Regions from separate parts of the Homo sapiens genome. Here region 2 is linked to region 1. A link is a loop called in an ENCODE intact Hi-C map of the cell type or tissue named here. Cell type or tissue: dorsolateral prefrontal cortex. All regions are shown on one strand. Links, peaks and the distances in the headings refer to the core of each region. The heading gives the core; the rest is flanking DNA. Region 1 has its middle 18 kb from the start of CXCL14. Region 2 holds the start of LOC124901074 (a long non-coding RNA gene).

Region 1 (9,761 bases), core at 821-8,820:
CCTCAACATCAGTCTGACCTACAGACTCATAGATCTTCTCACTAGCTGAGCCCATGCTTTGGAGAAGAGTAGGGGTGCCGGATGTTGGGGCAAAGAGAATTCATCTGGAGCCTGGCAGCTTTGGCTTGACTCCTTACTTTGCCACCTGTTAGATATGTGGTTCTTCAGAGCCTCAGAGCCTTAGGTTCCTCATCTGCAGAATAGGGACAAGTATTCCTATTATCTGGAAAGCTGGAGGGTTTCATGAAATAGTCACATATTTCAGGCTGGGTCTGGCATATTTTAGCAGCTCTAGAAATGATAGTTTTGATGATGATGATGATGATGACATGATGATGATTGGCCCAGAGAGGAATTCCAGGCCCAGAGAAAGCAAGAGATCTTTGCTTTTAGAAGCTGCTTATTCTTCATTGAGCTGGAAACACTCCCTTTCCTATCTGGGAGAGCATATCTGGAGAATGGACTTTTGGGATAAATATGCTCTTTTAGGACAAGTATATTAAACTCACTTCCACTGAGTGGCTTCTTCAGAAACCTGCCTGTATTAGTCTCTTCTCAAGCTGCTAATAAAGACATACCTGAGGAGGGGTAATTTGTACAGAAAAAGAGGTTTAATGGGCTCACAGTTCCGCATGGCTAGGGAGGCCTCACAATCATGGAGGAAGGTGAAGGAGGATCAAAGGCACGTCTTATATGGCAGCAGGCAAGAGAGTATGTGCAGGGGAACTGCCCCTTACAAAACCATCAGATCTCATGAGACCTACCCACTATCATGAGAACAGCAAGGGAAAAACCCACCCCCGTGATTTAATTACCTCCCACCAGGTCCCTCCCACAACACGTGAGGATTATGGGAACTACAATTCAAGATGAGATTTGGGTGAGTACACAGCCAAACCATATCACTGCCTTTCACCTTATTTTTGAGGACTGCAGTTGAGGCTTGTTTGTGAAACTACAACGCGTCGATTTCTTTGATTTCCAGGCACTTGAATTTAAAAAAACTTTCTGAGTGTATTGAATTTTTCCAAAAATGAGCCTTTTGGTGTTCTAAAAAAACCGGCTGATTCTACTAGAATGGGGTAGAAAATGGGAACTGCTCAATTACTCATGAAAATCTTCTGCCAACAGTTTCTGAACTCAAAGGAACAACCATGCGATGTGGAGGAGAAAATGGATCCAACGTTTTTTCCGGGGATTAAAAGTGAGTCGGAAATTGCCAGGACTTGGGAGAAAAAGGCTCTTGTTGAGTTCCCCTTTGAATCACCGAGTCCCTTTCTCTCAGAGTGCTAAGTGTTGAGATGCAGCGTCCTTACTGCCTAGAAACCCAACAAAGACTGGCTTGGTGGCTGCTTTCAGGTTTCAGTTCTATGTAGAATTTTAACCATGAAAAGATACAAAGATTGGTTTCTTCTGAGTCCTTAACTGAACACCACAAAGAGGGACAATTAGAGGGGCACTAGGCTACTGTCTCTCACCAGCTGTGCTGCTGCTGTTTGGAATCTTGGGACCCTAGGAGCCGCATGGGGTACACCATCCCAGCCCCCTCCATTCCCAGTGCTCAGACACACACCACAGACTCAACCCTCCAGGGGTGGCGCTTGCTGGGTGCTGGGGAGGCTGCCTGCTGCAGTGGAGAGAGGATGGATCTTTACTTAGCTTTGTAGGCTGGTGTGTCACTGACTTGTTGGGTGTCCTAATCTGTAAAATGGAATAATAACGCCTGGATTGGAGGCCAATTATTAGGATGAGGTGAGATAATCATGGATACTGTTGGCATAGTGTATGAAGGCAATAACGGTAGCCATTTATATAATATAGTTGTTCTCTCCATTGTGCCCACCCTTGATTTATAGTGCAGATACCCTTCTGCCCATCTTTGAAAGCCCCCTCTCCGCCCACTACCGCAGACCATTCCCAGCTCCCTATACTCTGCTCTGACTGAGCGGGTCTCCATGGTTTCCCCTGTTCATCTGCTGGTTACACATGTGAATAAGGGGCTGGTGCCCCTGACCTTGAGCAAACGTCTCGATCTTCCTTATAAATGGAAAGGGATTGTGACATCTCCCCCCTAGGGATCACTGCAAAGGAAAAATTAGACAGTGGAAACCAAGTACCTAGTACAGGGCCTGGCCCCTGGTAGATGCTGAATAAAACCCCCTTCCGCCGCCTCCCCCTAGAACGTGAGCCAGAAAGGACATCTGAACAGACAAAGCAGCTCCCACAAAGGCCATGCGCTGCCTATACGCATAACTTAGGAGGCTCTCTCAGCAGCTCACCTGGTTTGTGGTGTGCAGCAGAATGGGCATGTGTCTAGAGTTTGCACTCAGACTACTAGGTTCAAATCCTTCGTCTGCCACTTTCATCAAAAAGTTATAAATTTCTCTAAGCCCTAGATTACTCGCCTAAAAAAGGATTGTAAAAAAAACTACCTAACATTTAAATGATTCCAGGATGAAATGTCAGGAAGCATGCAAAACAGCCCATAATCAAAACGCAGCAAATTATTATTGGTGTTCAACAAATATTTGAATAAACATTTCTACAGTTTTCACACGAATAGTTTCACTAGCTACATATACTTAGTAAAATTGTGTGCTATAATATACTTACTTGTATCCTGACCTTTGAGTATTCAGTTTCCTTTTATTTTTATTTATTTATTTTTACCTGTGGTAAATGATGCTTCAGTGAACATCTCCATGCAGCTATCAATTTCTTCCACTGAAAGTCTTCCCTGAGGATAGACTCCTAGAAATGGCATTGTTCACTTAAAGGGCTTATTCAGCAATTCCTGAAGATATTTCTATAATACCACACTGGAAAGAGTTGCTGCAGAGAGATATTTGATAACACAAAACACCCAGAAAGGGTTCTGTTATGCTCAGCAATCACTCCTAATGGAGATCTTCCTTCCACGCTAGCTTTTTATTTTACTCTATTAGGTTCAAATCCATGGCTTTAAACCTTGTTACATTATGTGATTATTTCAATTTTGAATCCATTGGGGGCTGTTATTCATAGGTACTTGTTTTTTAAAGCCTTGTTAATGATAAAGTTGATGTAATTATAAAGTTACTTATTTTTTGCAACGGGGCTTTAACCAGTTTTTCTTTTTTGCCTTTATTTATTAGACTGAGGGGTTTGACTCTAACTTAGGCAAAAACAGAATGAGTTGGCTCCTATAAACTGAGAAGGGCTGTACAAGGCAAAGCGAGATCCAGGGGCTAACCCATGCGGTCTTAATCCCGTCACTCCATTTCTCTGCTCTGATTCCTTCTGTGTGTTGGCTTTGGTCTCAGGCAGGTTTTCTTCACAGGACCTCAAAACAAACTTCTGGTTCTCTGAGTTCAAGTCTTTACGGCTTGGGACCCAAAGAGAAAACAGGCCTGTTTTTCCAGCTTCCATCTAGTAAATCTTGTGAAGTCTCTCACTGGCTTTCTTGGGTCAGGTGTCCATATCTGAGCCAATCAATGTGCTGGGGGAAGGATCCTGGGCTCTGATTGGCCAACCTGGGTCATGTGCACCCAAGTCCTGTGGCTAGCATCAGAGTGCATGGAATCATGATTTACAGCTCCCCTGGGCCTCACGGGGAAGAGAGGGATGCTGGATGAAGAGGAGGGTGAGTTACCGAGCTTCTCTGGACGTCAACGTCCTGTTCTGTGAAACGGAGATTACAGCAGTGCCCACTTCCCAGGCTGGTTGTGCAGGTTACATAAAACAATGTGCTTGTCACTCTACCTGGCATGGAGTAAGTTTCATTAACTGTTAGTTTTGAGGACAGCCACAATAGTCATACCTACTAGGGTTAAGTAAATCTGATTAATATAAAGGCATTTTACCTGGGCATGGTTGCCCTGTAGCCCTGTAGCTTTTGAAATGGGAGGAGAGTCACCAAGTGGCATTCCGAATGTCTTCCTAGAAATGTTGGAAAATCCCTAATCCTCCCTGTGCACTGTGCCTGGCACAAGGCAAGAGCCTCTTTCCCTTCTTTCATTTTTATCTTTTCCTAGTCTTCAGGCCCCTCCTGATCTCTGCCCTGTAGCTACTTTTTTACCCACCTGTAATTATCAGCAGCTACCAATTACCCAGCCACCCAACTGTGGGGAAATAAGGGTAACTGTGGGTTCCTGGGGCTCGATCACTCCCTCCCAGAGGTGCATGCCCAATCAGAGGGTAGCAGGAATGGACGAAATCCTTCCCTCGGGCACCTAAGAAGGTGACTGTTGACTGCATTTTCTACCTTTGAGAGGAGTGCCAGCCTTGAGGGTGATGTGTTGTGTTCTCAGATTCAGTGCAGGGCAGCCCACGTGACTCAGTTGCTCTCACAGTGCAGCAAGATCTAAGATCTAAAATGATCTGTCTCCTCTTCCTATTTTAACATCTCTTAAATCAAAATATGCCTTCTAATAAATGTGCGTATTGTAGGTAGTGGATTACCAGCCCTCCGCAGCCCCACGCCTACCTCCATCTTATATTAAATTGATGCTGCTTCTTACCATCAGTGGTGTCATAAAACAGAAATATAGTAATGTGCATGCTAAGGGACTGTAGGCACTCAGGGACTGTGCTAAGCATTTATGTGCATGATTAGGTTTAGTCCTTCTAACTACCCTACGAGATAGGCCCAGTTATTATCCTCATTTAACTACTAGAGAAACTGAGTCTCCAAGCGGGACTTTGACCAAAGTTGCATGGTTTGTAAATGGCCAAGCCAGGATTCAAACCTAGGCAGCGCTTTCTGATTCTAGAACTGTGCTCTTATCCGATACATTATAGTTTCTTTGTTAGTTCCGAGGGTTAGATTGTGCAGCGAGGAAGCATTCTACTTTGGTTTTTATGATCAATAACTGGGTTAAAAGGGGAAGTCCCTCTGTTCCACCTTGCCTTCCCCTCCTCAGGGCACCCACCTCAGGCGCCAAGCGGCACGCAAGTTGCAAAGGCACCACAAGATGGCGCTTTCGACCTTTCTCCTTAATGTGAGCTCTGGGCCCGGACTGCCTTTCCCTGCACTTCCTGTTAATGCACAGAGATGTGTTTAGTGGAGCTGCTGCTTGACGGTTTTCCGCAGAATTAAAGCCTTGCAGCCTGTTGGAAAAGAAACAGGCCATAGTCGCGGTTGGACGCCATGAGGGGTGTGTGCACGGAAAAGCGGTGCTGTGTGGACAGAAGAACTCTGTTCAGCACCCAGATGGTGGTTGGAAACCAGTGGTGGCGTTTGGTCATTTCACAGTAAGCCTCTTCTCCTTAGGCCGATTCCTCAGTATCAAAAGTTCTATGAGTTCACTCAAGAATCTGTTTGAAAAAGAGTGAGTTAGGAATTTCAGTGTCCCTTCAAGAGCTTTTGAGAAATCTCAAGTCAAAGGCTTCCCGAACCTTCTCCCTCCCACCACACAGCCGCCTGCACGGAGGAAGGCTGCTGTGGGGTGGGGAAGTGGGGGGCACCTTGGGGAGAGTCTACCTGCTGGGCTCAGGGAGGTACCCAGGTGTGGGAGGGACGTAGGACACCCTTCAGGTCAGCTTTCCAATGACTCGGGTGAATGAATGTCACAATTTTAGGGCTGGCATGTCCTGGGTGGGAGGGTCCCAGAACCTTCTGGTCATGTGTGGATGATAACATTTCCTAATGATTCACAGAGTTGAATATATGCTCTAAAAGAAGAACCTGGACATCAGGGCTCAGTTCCAAGAAGCATCCTCCCAGCTTGCTAGCCCCAACTGACCGCTTTCCTTGTTCTCCCTCCTCCCAGCAGTTGTAAAACACCTACTCTGTGCTAGGGACTCACAGGGGCTAGGAATTCTGAGACAAAGTCTATTCACTATTGTTAGGGATCCTACATCCTAGTTGGAGAAACACACATATCTATAACAATGCGGTTTAATGTGTTAATGCTGAGGTGTGGTAAAATAGTGAGGCTCAGACAGGCCTGGGTTGAAATCCTGGCATGGCTCTCTGGTAGCTGGGTATCTTTATGCAAGTGATTGAATCTCCATCAGACTCAGTTTTCTTACGTATAAGACAAGGACGGAAGTATAGATGTCAAAAGGTTGATGTGAAGATTGAATGAGAACTTGGGTAAGGCACCTTGTCCCAAGCTTAACCCAGGGAGATGCACAAGTTTCATTGATCTCCTTACCCTCTAAGAGATTTGCAAACATTTTCAGTACACTGGGTGATAGAATGTGAATTCCAAATACTTCCCAAAGGTTGAAGTGACAGGAAAAAAACTGGTAAGATTAATTGGGGCATATGTAAAGTGGTAGGGCTAGCTTCAAAGGATCAATTACCCCAGCGTAAGATTGGAGTGGAGATACGTGTGGCATGAAACTCTGCTCTTGTGTGATGAGGCCTTGGGGACCTATTAAATGCTTGCTTAATGGATGTGACTTGGTGGCTGAGAACATTAGCAGACTTAGATGGGGTTAATAAAAGTACTGTGTCCAGGACAAAGAAAATGAGCCACAGCCACACAGCAGGTGGTTTGGGAGGGTGACCTGGAAGGCAGGGGCCTGGACACCATCACCTAGAATGGCTGAGAGGACAGCAGGGTTAGCTCAGGAGAAGGTCAGGTATGTCCCAGCATGGCCTCTGCCTTCTGAACATGTCAAGGGCTGGTACCTGAAATAGGCATTGTGCTACCTCTGTGTAGCTCTGAGGATGGAACTCAGGAAGCATCTTTTAGTGTCCTGATTTAATCCTAACACTTTTTAGCATGTGGACTTTTCCAATCATAGAGTGAGCTGCTTTTTGAGCTGTGAGGCTCCTGTTACTGGAGATATCCAAGCCACCTCTGGATGCCCTACCTGGGATTGTCTAAGGCAGGAATTACTCACACAGGGTCCAAGGAGCCATAAGGATGACATCAGGGAAGTCTAAGAATCTCCTGAAATGGTTTGCAAAATATACTGGGCATTTTTTTTTTTCAGGGAAAAGGAATCATAGCATTCATCAGCTTTTCAAGGGGGCCCAGAGTTCAAAAGCAGTTAAAAAATTTACAGCTTCAAAGAAATTTTTCTAGTGGATATAAGGTGGGACTAGATTCTAAGGTATTTCTTCCCCCAGGTTTAAGATTCCTTGGACTGTTAAATACATTTTTTAAGAAACACAAATTTATTATTATTAACTATTATTCACTGTGTGCTTATTATATGCTACACAAAGTGCTAGATATTCTATTTGAATGGTCTCATTTAGTGTCTCAAGAAATTCTTTGAAATTAAGCACTATTATTATTCTTATTTTGGAGGTGATGAAACAGGCATGGAAGTTTGCCCAAGGTCACAGAAGGTTTCAGATTCCTCTCTTGGTAGATACGTTCTTCAAGTTTGGCCTTTTTATGCCTTATAAATGTAATGTTGGCCGGGCACGGTGGCTCAAGCCTGTATGCCAGCACTTTGGGAGGCTGAGGCGGGTGGATCGCTTGAGGTCAGGAGTTCTAGACCAGCCTGGCCATCATGGCGAAACCCCATCTCAACTAAAAATACAAAAATTAGCTGGGTGTGGTGGCATGCACCTGTAATCCCAGCTACTTTGGAGGCTGAGGCAGGAGAATCACTTGAACCTGAGAGGCGGAGGTTGCAGTGAGCTGAGATTGCACCATTGCCCTCCAGCCTGGGTGACAGAGCAAGACTTTGTCTCAGGAAAAAAAAAACACAAACGTAAAGTTAATCCAGGTTGGTTAATCCAGATTTTATAGGATATAAAACTAAAGTTTCTCTTGGACATTTTAAAGGCAGATGATAATAATAATAATAGTAATAATAATAATAACAACTACCATTTATTTACTGCCTACTTTCTGTGTTGAGACATTTATCTCATTTAATACTATAGTTGTAAAGTTGGGACTGGGAGAAATTATTTTATCCACGGGCCCCTAGACTTTGAAGGAGAGGGTTGAGGACAGCTCTGCAGACAGCTGGGGGTGGACATTGGGCTGGGGGTCTGCGCCCCTTTGTGTATCTGTTCCCATGAGAAGCCATTGGAATAGATTTCCAGGGAAGTGCAGAAAACCCCTAGCATCTGGAGTGGGTGGGCATCCAGGTAAGACAGTGGCAACTGGACATTTCCTAAAGTCCCAAGAACGATGCTCTGGCCCTGGGCTAAACACAGAGAGGAAAATTGAGGCGGTAAACCTGAAGGGTTCAGGGGCCACCCCAGAGCTGCCTGGCTCCAGGTGGCTCAGAGAGGCTGTGACACCAGCAGGGACCCCATGGCTGCATCTTAGGTCTGTGCCCTCTCTTTCACCCCAGCTCCTTCAGGCTCAGGGAAAGGAGCAAGTGAGTAGCCTTCTGGTGGGCTAACACTCCAGAGTTAGGGAGTCCTCGGCAAGGTGGGGAGGGAGCTGCGCCTTTGGGTCTGGAAGGATCCCCCAACCTTCTTGGCATGCTTCAGCCTTCTACAGCCTCCTTGAATTGGAATAGGATGTCAAAGGCCCATATCGCATTACCACTCCTCTGAAGTAGCTAATCCCTCACTTAAAGCACATGCCAACCACATTGTCAAGGAAAAGTTTGCCTCAGTCCTCTTGGAAGTGCAGCTGCCTGGCTGACTTTTATTTTCTTGAAACCAGAACCTGATGCTTAAATCGTCTGGGGAATCTCATATGGGCAGACACATGGAGAGAGGGACAGTGTTTTTTATTTAGTTCTTCATTCAACAGATGAGTCTCCAAAATACCTGGTGCCTCCCAGCGAACAATCTGACAACATCAGATCCAGGCTGCAGGGAAGGCAGGCCAGGCTGGAACAGGGGATTTTAGGGTACTCTATGGGGTTAAAGAGTTACCATAACTTCTAAAGGGCCCAAACTCACTTACGAGTTGGTGATCCAAGCGGAGAGGTTGACTGATCATTCCTTAGCCGTCATATATACTTTTCTGCTAGGCCCTGTCAGTGGGGTGATTATACAGTATATCAGCCATACTCGGACTCTTTTGAGAGTGAAAGGGAACATTCTTCATAATTGCATTGGGTCAATTACCATAAACCAGGACTGTCTCAGGCCAACCAGAATATGTGGTCATCCAACCTAGGAGTGTCCAAAACTTTTAACACTGCCCAGGACAATTTAGCTTCTCTAAACCTTAAGTTCTTCATCTGCAAAACAGGACTTATAGTGGAGTTTGGTGAGAAAGAAAGTGCGGTTGTTGCTATTGTGTTGGTTAAACTTTGCTCCCCTCAAAATATGTGGAATCAGCAGGATTGGTACCCTAGTAGCTATAAATGAATTGAAGGGTATGCTTTGTCTCGTACTTTTCTTGGCTTATGACATTTTTTTTGGCTGTACCGATGTGAATACCTAACTCCAGTCTATCTTTGCAGGCCATTATTTCAGGGGAAAAAAGCCTTTGTGATTTAGAAATGATTCTTGTGTGAGCACTGCCTTTAAATAACAATGGGTTGAAAGAAAGAGCTTGTTGCTTCATCATCCCCGTTGCTCTGGGGGAAAAACTTTGAATATTAGATCAGAGTCTCATCTGCATCTAATTAGACATGCCTACCACTCATCCCGGAATATCAACTCTGTCCTCATTGTGAAATGGGGCAGATTATTTGAAATCCAGCTTTGAATTGATTTTTTACCCAACAGAAGATCATTTTGCTTCTAACCAAAGCGTTGAGTTGAACTTGACGACATCATGGTCATTTTGCGTCTTCAGTGTATTTGGTGTTGGGGGAAAACCAACCCTGCTGCTCCTCTACTGAAGTGGAATTTGTGTCTACCAAATGAGAGCTGGAGCAGCCGTTTCACAGCTCCG
Region 2 (9,761 bases), core at 1,218-9,217, 330 kb after region 1:
GCTGGTCTGCCCTCGGTCCTGACATGCATGCTGCAGGTCTCACTAGCCTACTTTCGGTTTCAGGAAAACTGATTTTCAAGGAAAGAAGACATAGTGCTCTTATGATACCTTTGCTGAACATTTTCAAATAGCCCCGGCAACCCTGAGAGCCTCTGCCAGTCTGTACTTTGCCTCTTACTGCTTCACAAACCCAGTCTCCAAATGGGTTGTTTGACCCCAAGATCCAAGATTTCAAGACTCCCGTTAGAAGATGTTCTTGTCTTTCCTCCTTTTTCCCAGGGTCTCATCCCATTAACAGGTCAATGCTAAAAGTGTCTGCAGAACCCATGATGTGAATTTACTGAAGAGAAAGACTCTCCACCAGGTGGGCTTTCAGCCAGGCAGGCTGTCCTCAGAACCTCTTCCTTCCTTCACAATTACAAGCATTCTCATCCCCACCCCGGCTGGGGCAGCGGAGCTTCTGCCTTGGAGGGATTCAACTGACCATTGGTCAACTGATCACCAACTATTCCAGCTTTGGACCTGCACCTGGTAACAAACAAACGAACAGAACAAAACAAAACTGGAGTAAAATAGACCCTCCCCCCATGGCCATTGTAAACTCACTGTGAATTCATGGAAGAGCTGGAGTTGGCTCTAAGTTTCAAAATAAAAGCATTAAAAACCTCTTCACATTGTTTCTCTGTCAGATGCCTCTGCCTAGCTTCCAAGAGGCACCTGGCCACTGTCATTCCTCTCTCTCTGTTCAGGCCTCTGTGGGTGTTGCAGGCCCAGAGGGAAAACCCCTCCACACAGGTGAGGAGAGAAACTGAGCCGGGGCAGCCTGGCTTCTTTTTTCCCAGATGCCTAAGGTCGGCAGCAGAGGGCGTAGTGGTTGAACAGGGTGATGAGGGACAGAAACCTTCTAGGGGTTCTCCCACCCTGAGCAGTGGCACACGTTGGTGACTTGCTTCAGAGAGTTTGGCCCTGGGCTTGGTTGGGGTGGGCACTCTCTGGGCCTTATTTTTACATGGAGAACAAAACAAAACAAAACACTTGATCCACAGTCTGGCTTCCAGAGTGACTTCATTGTTCTAAATTTTATTCCTTACTAGAGCCGCGTGGGGAGGCCATTGCTATTTTGCTGTTATGTGGCTTGTGTCCCTGCAGCCTCTTCCAATTCTGTGCCCACAACAAGCATTCCTAGTCAATCATAGAGCCCTTTCTTGATGAGCTGAGTGGCGCCTCAGAGTCTTTCTCAGCACAGTGCCGTGGCAGCCACCACCAGCCGTGCAGAACTGTCATACAAAATGAATCTATTTGCCATCCCTGGCTTAAATCCCAGTGAAGGAAATGTCCTCAAATTTGTTCTTTTTTCTTTCTCTTGAAAAGGTCTTCCTTGGTTTCTCCACTACGCTGTTCCCCAACCACCCCCTGCCTTTGAGTGATTTGGGCCATGTCTCTGAAAAATCTCTGTCTTAATAGACCGAAGACCAAAGCAATTCTATGGTGCAAAAGAGTTGAAAGTGTTCCGTCTCTTCGGTGTGAAACCTGTTACTGGAGCGGAGGGTTCCATGCTTGAAATAAAACCCTCAGCATGCCCTCCTCAATATTTCTCCTTCACAGCCCCTGGGACTGCAGGGTCCCCTGGGTATCTCTGCAAGTTACTGTTCAAGCTGCCCACCCTCCAGCAGTGGGACATTCATTCATTTGTTCAGTCATCAAACATTTGCTGAGCAGATGCTGACCTAGGTGGTGGGGACAGCCATGAGGGACTCCAGTGGCATGTCATTCTGGTGCATTGGAGAGGCTCTATTGATGGGAGAGACCAGCCTGCCTGTCTGCCCCAGTATCACTGGGTCTGGGTGGGCACGGAGGATGCGAGTGAAGAGATGCTTCTGGCACCTGGTTCATCCCTGGGTAGACCTGAAGTCTCTGCTCTAACACATCCTAGAATGTGTTTCTTAAGTCTGCCTCAACTGGACCATTTCCCGGTGCGAGGCATGCTTGCACAGTTTGTTTAGAAGTGGTGCTGTGTCCACAAGGCCAACTGGGGTCTTCTACTGGGTGCTCCTGATGAGGCTGAGATGCAACAACCACCTTCTTCAGGTGTCTGAGCTTTTCCTAGTTTCTATTAATCATCATGGCACCTCTTGATGGTAGAAGGAGGCATGCAGAGAGAAGCATTGCTGATCCAGTTCACAGATGAAGGAACTGAGGCTCCAACATACCTGAGCCCCAGCTCAGGACTTTACCACCAATCCCATTTGATAATCTTCCTGAGGCTACACTTCCCTGCTGTCCAGCCCAGGGTACATCGCCAGCAGCCATGATGATGGCTATTTTACGGTGTAAAAAAGACAAAGTTGTTGGGACACATAAGTATGGCGTCTGAAACTGCTATTGAAGGCCTCCCATCAACCACATCAGAACTGCCCTTCTGGACCCACCTCCCATTGCTCTGGTCCAGGTTCCCTGTGCTCTCATCATTTCCCCCATCCCATCCAGTGCCAGGCATACAATGGGCATTTAAATGTTGCTGAAAGGGTTCCCAAGTGATCCCACAAGCCTGCTGGGCCAGCTGCTGTGTGCCCAACACCCTCCAGGCTTCCCTGCCTCTATGCTTTTCTTTAACCTACAGGACACTCTTACCCCCAGCATCACCAGGAACAGGAATGCTCCCTGTTTTCGACCCAGCTCAGATGCTTTAAGCCCTTAGATGTTAGGGCTTCCTTGCTTCTCTCTCTCTCTCCCCTCCAGCAGCATCCATGGTCCTTCCACCAACGTGACCCCTCTGGCACTGTGTCCCTCCCTGTGCTACAGTCATGTCTGTGCACCCTCTCTTTCTCACTGGCCTGTGCCCCCCTTCAGAGCCAGGGCTGAGTCTTCCCAATCCTTAGATTCAGCATAGCAGCAAGAATGAACAGGGTTTAGAATAAAGGAAGCATAAATTAATGGGCAAAAATGCAAGCATGACCATGTTAATTGAGAATTGTTTGTAATAATGAAAATTCAGAAAGTTTCTAAATGCCTATCAATAGAAGAGGGGGTTGAACAAACAGCCACTAAAAAGAATGAGATAGATCTCACATATATTGTCATGGAAATATGTCAGCAACATTGTAAGTGCAGAAATGGAGGGGCAGAATAACATATATGATGTTATTCATTTTCATTTTAAAATATATATCGTATATGGGTAATTATATGGGCATTGAAAAACCCTTGAAGGATACACACCAAATTTAATAGTGGCTATTTCTGGGATGTGGGATTGGGAGAAGGCTTTCAGTTCCGAATTTGATGTTGGTGATTTCTTTGTACATCACTATAATGATGGTGATTTGATGATGGTGATTATTGTAATGTTTTAATTTTTTTACAGCACACATATATTGTTTTTATAATTTCTTAAAATAAAAGCACACCTTATTGCAGAGCTAGGGCTCCCTGCTGGATACTTGTTTTCCAGGCTGCGGGCTGGCTCTTCCTCGCTGCCCAGCCTCAGCCCAGCTCTGAGTAACAGCCCCTGCCACACCCCCTCCCCCCGCCCTCCTCCATGCTGGGCAGACAATGCCTCAGCACATCTTCTGCACCTTCACTCCCACTCAGGAGCACCTGGGCTGCAATGAATGAAACTCGGCTTTATTGAAGAAACTCAGCTCCAGCCCAAACAAATCTCATGAGGTAGCCAGATCTGGGAGGGGTCAGCCAGCAATGGATCTGCTTCCTCTTAGATTTTTCTGGAGAGGGCAATCTTGTGGAATAGTTGGGCCAACAGCTTGTGAGTCTTCCTCCATCAACACATTATGGTTCTATTTAACCAAATATATATATATATATATATATATATATATATATATATATATATATATAAAATATATATATGTGTGTGTGTGTGTGTGTGTGTGTGAGAGAGAGAGAGAGAGAGAGAGAGAGAGTGTGTGTGTGTGTGTGTAGTCTGACTGTGGCCAGTGCTGTTACAGGCATTGGGTGACAATGGCAGGGACCCTGCCCTCAGGGAGCTTAGTATCAGGCATTAATTTCTGTTGTCATGGTCAGGAAAGTCTTTAAACAAATGGAATCCTATTTTTAAGAAGGATGAAAACAAAACAGAATTCCAAGCCAAGCACCAGTTTTGGTGTCTGTGCCTTGGAGTTGGGGGGCTTCAGGGTTGGCCAATTTGCCTTACCAGGAAAGATGAAAAGAAGAACAAAAATCATTACCATACAGCAGCAGTCCTCAACAGCAGCCCCTTTCACTCCTGAAAATTATTAAGGACCTCGAAGAACAACTGCTTATATATTTACCAACAATTACTGGAAATTCAAACAGAATTTCAAAAATATTTATCCATTTAGGTATAATAATAAACCCATGACATTTTAACATAAATAACATTCTATGAAAATAACGATTCTTTCTAAACCAATATAATTAACGAGAAGACTTGCGTTTTCCGTTTTTGCGGCGAAGTCTGGCTTAAACAGAGGGCAATTGTGTTCCTCTGTCTGCTTTTGCTTTTAGTCTATGGGTTATCACTTGCATTATAGCCTTTGGGAAACTCCACCGTATGCTTGTGAGAACATAAGATTGAAAAGAGCAGATAACATCTTAGTGTTCTATGAAAGTGGTTTTGACCTCGTGGGTCCTCTTTGAGAACTGCTGCCCTACAGGGGAAAAAATACATATGTGTGTGTGTGTGTGTGTACATATACACACACACACATATATATGTGTGTATATACATATCCCTCGCCCAAAGGCTGATACCCTGCAGAACCACCACTTGGTGGCAGTAGAGGTCAACTAAACCCTCCGCAGGAATCCGCGTCTGGGAGTGCACGATCTTGGCCCTGTGGTGAGAACACCTGGGCCCCGTGACACTTCTTTTCCTGTTTCCTGGGTCTCACCATCTCCCTTGGCGTTGCCCTTTTCCTTCTCTGTGGTGGCAAGAACTTCACATTAGGGAGGCCTTCCCCTTGGGTTCCAGTTTCACGCAGGCCATCAGCCACCTGTGCTCTTGCAGGCAGCAGTGCCCCCTGTGCTCTTGCAGGCAGCAGTGCCCCCTGAGCCATCTGTAAAATGGCCACACTGGTCTCCCTTACCTACTTTGCACAGCTTCCACAAGAATCAAGTGCAAAAGTGTTTTTGTAAACTGTAAAGTGCAAAACATAGGGGTTAGAGGAAGGGGTGGCCTGGTGTGATTTTTCTGGTTTCTGTTCTTTGCCTGCCTTCTTCTCTGAGTCTGGGTTGTTTGCTGTTTCCAGGAGGTGAACACAGGATGACTACAGTGTTCCCTGGGCCTCATCTCTGCATGTGAAGCCCTGAGAGCTGCAGATGTTTGGCCTTTGGACCTCCAAGTGGACATCAATTAGCAAGCGTGGGCTAGGATGGTGCAGACACTGACGTGGCCCTTCTGATGCCTGGGATGCCTCATGAGTCACTGATTCAAGCCCTCCAAGGTTCTGATCCCCAATGCCCACTCTGCTAGGCTGGCATCAAAGAGCTTTCCAAGAAATGTTTGGTCCAGCTGAGAAGTCCTGACCATGAGCACCAGGGAGCCAGAAACCACCCAGAGAAACGTTGCTTCACTCCTCTGTCTGAGGATGGGGAGGGGCCAGTGAGCTCTGGGCTCAGCCACTCCCTCCAGTCTCAAGTAACACGTCCCCGTGCCTCCAGTCTCCTCTCAGCACCGACCAGGTTTTTCCCCGCTCCTGCACCCGTGGATCCTGAGGACAGCGGTAGCGCCTTCCTCACCGCACGCTGAGTCCAGTGCGTGCTCCTCACTGTGCACTTATTAGTGTCTGTTGAGTGATTAAATCACATCCTCAGGTCTGCAGCAAATAAATGAAAGTTTCTTTATTTTTTATTAACTAAATTGAGATTTTTTTCAAGCTGATGACAGAAAAAAATAATTTTGCCATTTCAGGGTAAAACTTCGAAATTCCAAGTTAAATGCCCAGTTCAAGATTTTTTCCTTCTCCACCTTCCCCTGGGGTTGACTTTAGATCTGGGAGGTTTGGGATTTAGGGAGAGGCTTCAGGGTCCTGGGAGGTGCTCTGTCCTACCCTGGTGTTCTTCCTGGCTAGTCCTGGGCATGGCTTTCCCTCCAGGGTGGCTTCTGTATAAGCATCTTCAGTCCCATTTGGTCCCTGTCCCGTGGTCCGAGCCTGACATATGTGCCCATCCCAAGGCCTCTCCAGCCTTACCATCCTCCAAGACACATCAGTGCCCCTCTCTGCCCTGTGTGAAAATCTTTGGTTTCTCCGTTGAAACTATTCAGGGGGCTGCATCAAGCCCAGCTTCCTAGGGCCAGTGGGTGGTCCTCCCTATACCACACCTTAGGTGTGGTGGCAAGAGGCATTCTCTTTTCGTGTCATCTCCCAGGCCATTCAGGGGATACAGCTCATGTGCCCTTCACTCTTGGTTTTCTACCCTCCCCAGGAGTTCTGCCCTCTACCCCGAGGCTCTGCTGGGGGCCAGGCAGAGAGCTCTTCTCCAGGGAACTCAATAGTGTCTGCCATCATCCTCTCCTCTCGGACTTCTCTTCCATAGTCCAAGGAGTTACTTTCTATCCCAGGGCTAGGAAGGTTACCACTGGAAACTCTAAAGCCAAGAATTAACTTCTGTATCAATAACCTCTATACCAATAAGTGCAGAAAATACATCAGACACAGTCCAATCTCATTCATGATAAAAGTGCTCAACAGACTGAGAATAAAAGGGAATTTTCTCAGCCTGATACTGAGCATTTATGAAAAGTCCACAGCTCACATCATATTAATATTTAATCGTGAATGACTGGATCCTTTCCCACTAAAATCAGGAACAAAACAAGAATGTGTACTCTCACCACTTCTATTCAACATTGTATTGGAAGTTCTAGCCAGAAATTAGCCAAGGAAGTGAAAGAAAAGGCATCCAAGTTGGAAAAAAAGAAGTCAGTTACCTCTATTTACAGATAATATGACACAGTTTAAAAAGTGAGGGTTGTGCAACCTGCCAATGTACTAAAATATATTGAATTATACGCTTCAAATGGATGAATTGTATTGCATGTGGTATATGAAGCGTATCTCAATGAAGCCATCTGTTTGCTGTTGTTGTTGTTGCTGCTGTTGTTGTTGTTTGTTTTTTTTTAAGACAGGATCTTGCTCTGTTGCCCAGGCTGGAGTGTAGCGGTGCAATCATGGCTTACTGCACCCTCGACCTCCTAGGCTCAAGTGATCCTCCCATCTCAGACTCCGAGTAGCTGGGACTACAGTTGCATGTCACCATACCCAGCTAAGTTTTGTATTTTTCATAGAGACTGGGTTTCACCATATTGACCAGGCTGATCTCAAATTCCTGGGCTCAAGTGATCAGCCTGCGTCAGCCTCCCAAAGTGCTGGGATTTTAGGCATGAGCCACTGTGCCTAGCTAAAGCCATGTTTTTAAAGTGATAAAAATAAAGAATGAAGACCTTTAGGTCCTCTTTGAGTTTCTGCTGAGGCCTTCCTTTGCAGAGAAAGGGAGGTCTTGGTCTGGGGTCAATGAAGCAGAGTGACAATGTGACAATGGGAGGAGAGGAATTGTGAGGTTTGAACATCACAGCATCTTCCTGCTTCAAACTGGGTGGATGTAAAGAGGGAGGGATGGATGGATAGATGGGCAAGCTAGCTTTATGGCTGGCCACATCTTGGCCTGCAGTGTGTGCTTTGATCTGGAATCTGCTGGAAACAACTCTGCCTGGGGCCTGGCAACCTGGAGAGGGTAGCAACTTCACTGCTTGTGAGCAACGTGCTTCTGGCCAAGTTATGCAACCTCGTTGGGCCTACTTATCTCATTTGTGCAGTGGGAAAAATTACATACAACAATTATATAAATATCTCATGGGGTTGTTGTGAGGATCCAACCAGATATTCTACAAAATAGGCTTAGAGGACTGCCTGGTACAGAGTAAACAATAAATATTAGTTCTCCTTTCTCCAGGGTGGCTTCTTGATGAATCTCAACTCTCCTGGCACAGAGAAGATGGTAATTATAGCACACTTTACTGTAAGTGAACCCTCCTTGGAGCTTGCCTGCAGGAATGAACACTGCAGGTTATGTGACTTTTGCAGAAAAGCCTAGGGAAAGCACCAAGCTATGCTGGTGATTAATCTGCATCAGTGAGTGGAAGCTCGTCTCTGCCCGTCTCCTCTGGCAAGACATTGCATTTCCGAGTTATATTCTGAAACCATCACCAACCATCAGTATCTGTCCCTGCTGGGATCCTGCTTGGGCTGGTGTCTCCCCATGCCACAGGTGGTAAACCACATAGTGTCACATGATTCAACTATGTCTGGCGCCAGTCATTCAGAAAACCCACATGGAGGAGAGGAGAAGAGAAGGCCCTTCAGCTGTGATCTGGAACTCCATGTGGCTGGCTGTCCAGGAAGCTACAGAAACCTTTATCCCTCCTGGAGACACCCAGCCCAGCCCCACATAAAATGTCTTCGTAAGAGTGCCCCCCACCCCCACCTCCCTTGTTAAATAGGGCATGAGCTAGAGAAAGGCTGTTTTGTTAATGCAGCTTACTAATTTCTTATCATTATTCTGAAATCCAAACAGCTGCGAAAACTCAAGATTTGTTAGGACTCATTTGGCTGCAAAACCTGACCATTTCAGTGACTGTTGCAGAATTGATATGTTTAATTATGGAAACTTGCCCCAGGCCCTGCTGTGGGTGTTATGTAATATATGGCACGTGGATTGTTTTAACTTTCTAAAAGGCTAAAAAGCTTGAATTCTGAAACCTGACTCCCTAGGTTTCTGGATATGAGAGTGTGGACTGGAATTATGATGGGTCTATTTTACCCTCAGGCTGTGGTTGGAAGAAGCACAATGCACACCCTTGGTATAAAGAGAATAAGAAAGGGGCAGAATGCAAACAGCAAAGGGTTTGGAAGCAGAGAGCACGAGGGGTGAATCCTTCTTCTAAATCTCACCACCTGTGGGATCTTGGGAATGCCATGCAGACTTTCTAAGCTTTGGTTTCAGTATATATAAAACAGAAATGCATAATAATAATATCTACTTCCTACCATAACTAGTGGGTTAAGCACTTAATTATTAAGCATTTATTCTGCATGCCCACATTCTTGAGCAGTCTCCCACTTCCAAGCTGCTGCCTTCTCCTCTTTCAGGCACAAGGCCAGTTTCTCAGGACCCTAGCCCTCTTAGCAGTGTCAGACATGCCTTCAGCCTCCCCTAGTGGCAACCCTCAGATGGTCCTCATAGACATTCTTTGTAACTGCTCCCTGCAGCCCTCCTGCAGCTCCAGCCACAGCCTATGAGCCTGAGGGTCTGTATTCAGCATCAGGAGTCTTATCACAGAGACTCCTACAGGAGTCTCTGATCTATTCTTCCCCTTAACAACACTTGTAGCTTTCTTTGTTCTGAGCAGCAAGAAATGAATAATTGCCAAGAGACCAGCTCATGTTGTTTTTTCCACATATGTATTTATTTCAAAATAAAGACATACAATGTTAAACAAATAATCACAACTGATACTGATTTAGAGTAGCTTACTTGATTTTTAAATTGTAGCAACTTAAAGAGAAAGCTTTTTAAATTTAATAAATAGGATAAATAATATTTCATCTTCATATCTTGCCTCTCATCCCTCTCATCTTTTCTTTCTGGAAAATTTCCAGAAGACTCTTCAGAAATGTCAGCGCGTTGCCTGCCGTGGTTTGGTTGCATGGCTGTTCACAGGAAAAATACTGTGGGGATGAAAGTTGATAAGGACAGAGTGA

What was found. A loop is a pair of places that touch in the nucleus more often than their neighbours do. Peaks named below come from ENCODE experiments on the same cell type or tissue, not always from the same donor. Only the 100,000 strongest peaks of a DNase experiment are listed, where the experiment ranks them.
Region 2: it touches region 1 in a loop (5-fold over the local background); 5 of 110 quality-filtered maps call a loop at or near these places.

The regions. Positions count from the first base shown.
Region 1 is chr5:135,556,029-135,565,789 of GRCh38, forward strand. No RefSeq gene overlaps it. Among named protein-coding and RNA genes, the nearest start is that of CXCL14, 18 kb to the right of the region's middle. RefSeq lists an enhancer at 9,140-9,660. In dorsolateral prefrontal cortex, for the core only: CTCF peaks have their summits at 4,953 (motif pointing right) and 5,173; a DNase peak (open chromatin) is centred at 4,973; H3K4me3 peaks cover 388 bases; H3K27ac peaks cover 1,030 bases; H3K27me3 peaks cover 2,643 bases.
Region 2 is chr5:135,882,783-135,892,543 of GRCh38, forward strand. It overlaps SLC25A48 (solute carrier family 25 member 48), which reads left to right. Exons shown (of 8, transcript NM_001349336.2): 8 at 5,250-5,855. LOC124901074 (a long non-coding RNA gene) reads left to right here and starts at 7,674. Exons shown (of 3, transcript XR_007058947.1): 1 at 7,674-8,019; 2 at 9,660-9,761. IL9 (interleukin 9) reads right to left here. Exons shown (of 5, transcript NM_000590.2): 5 at 9,464-9,728. The coding sequence ends at 9,609. In dorsolateral prefrontal cortex, for the core only: CTCF peaks have their summits at 4,774 (motif pointing right), 4,975 and 9,203 (motif pointing left); DNase peaks (open chromatin) are centred at 1,241 and 4,799; H3K27me3 peaks cover 1,344 bases.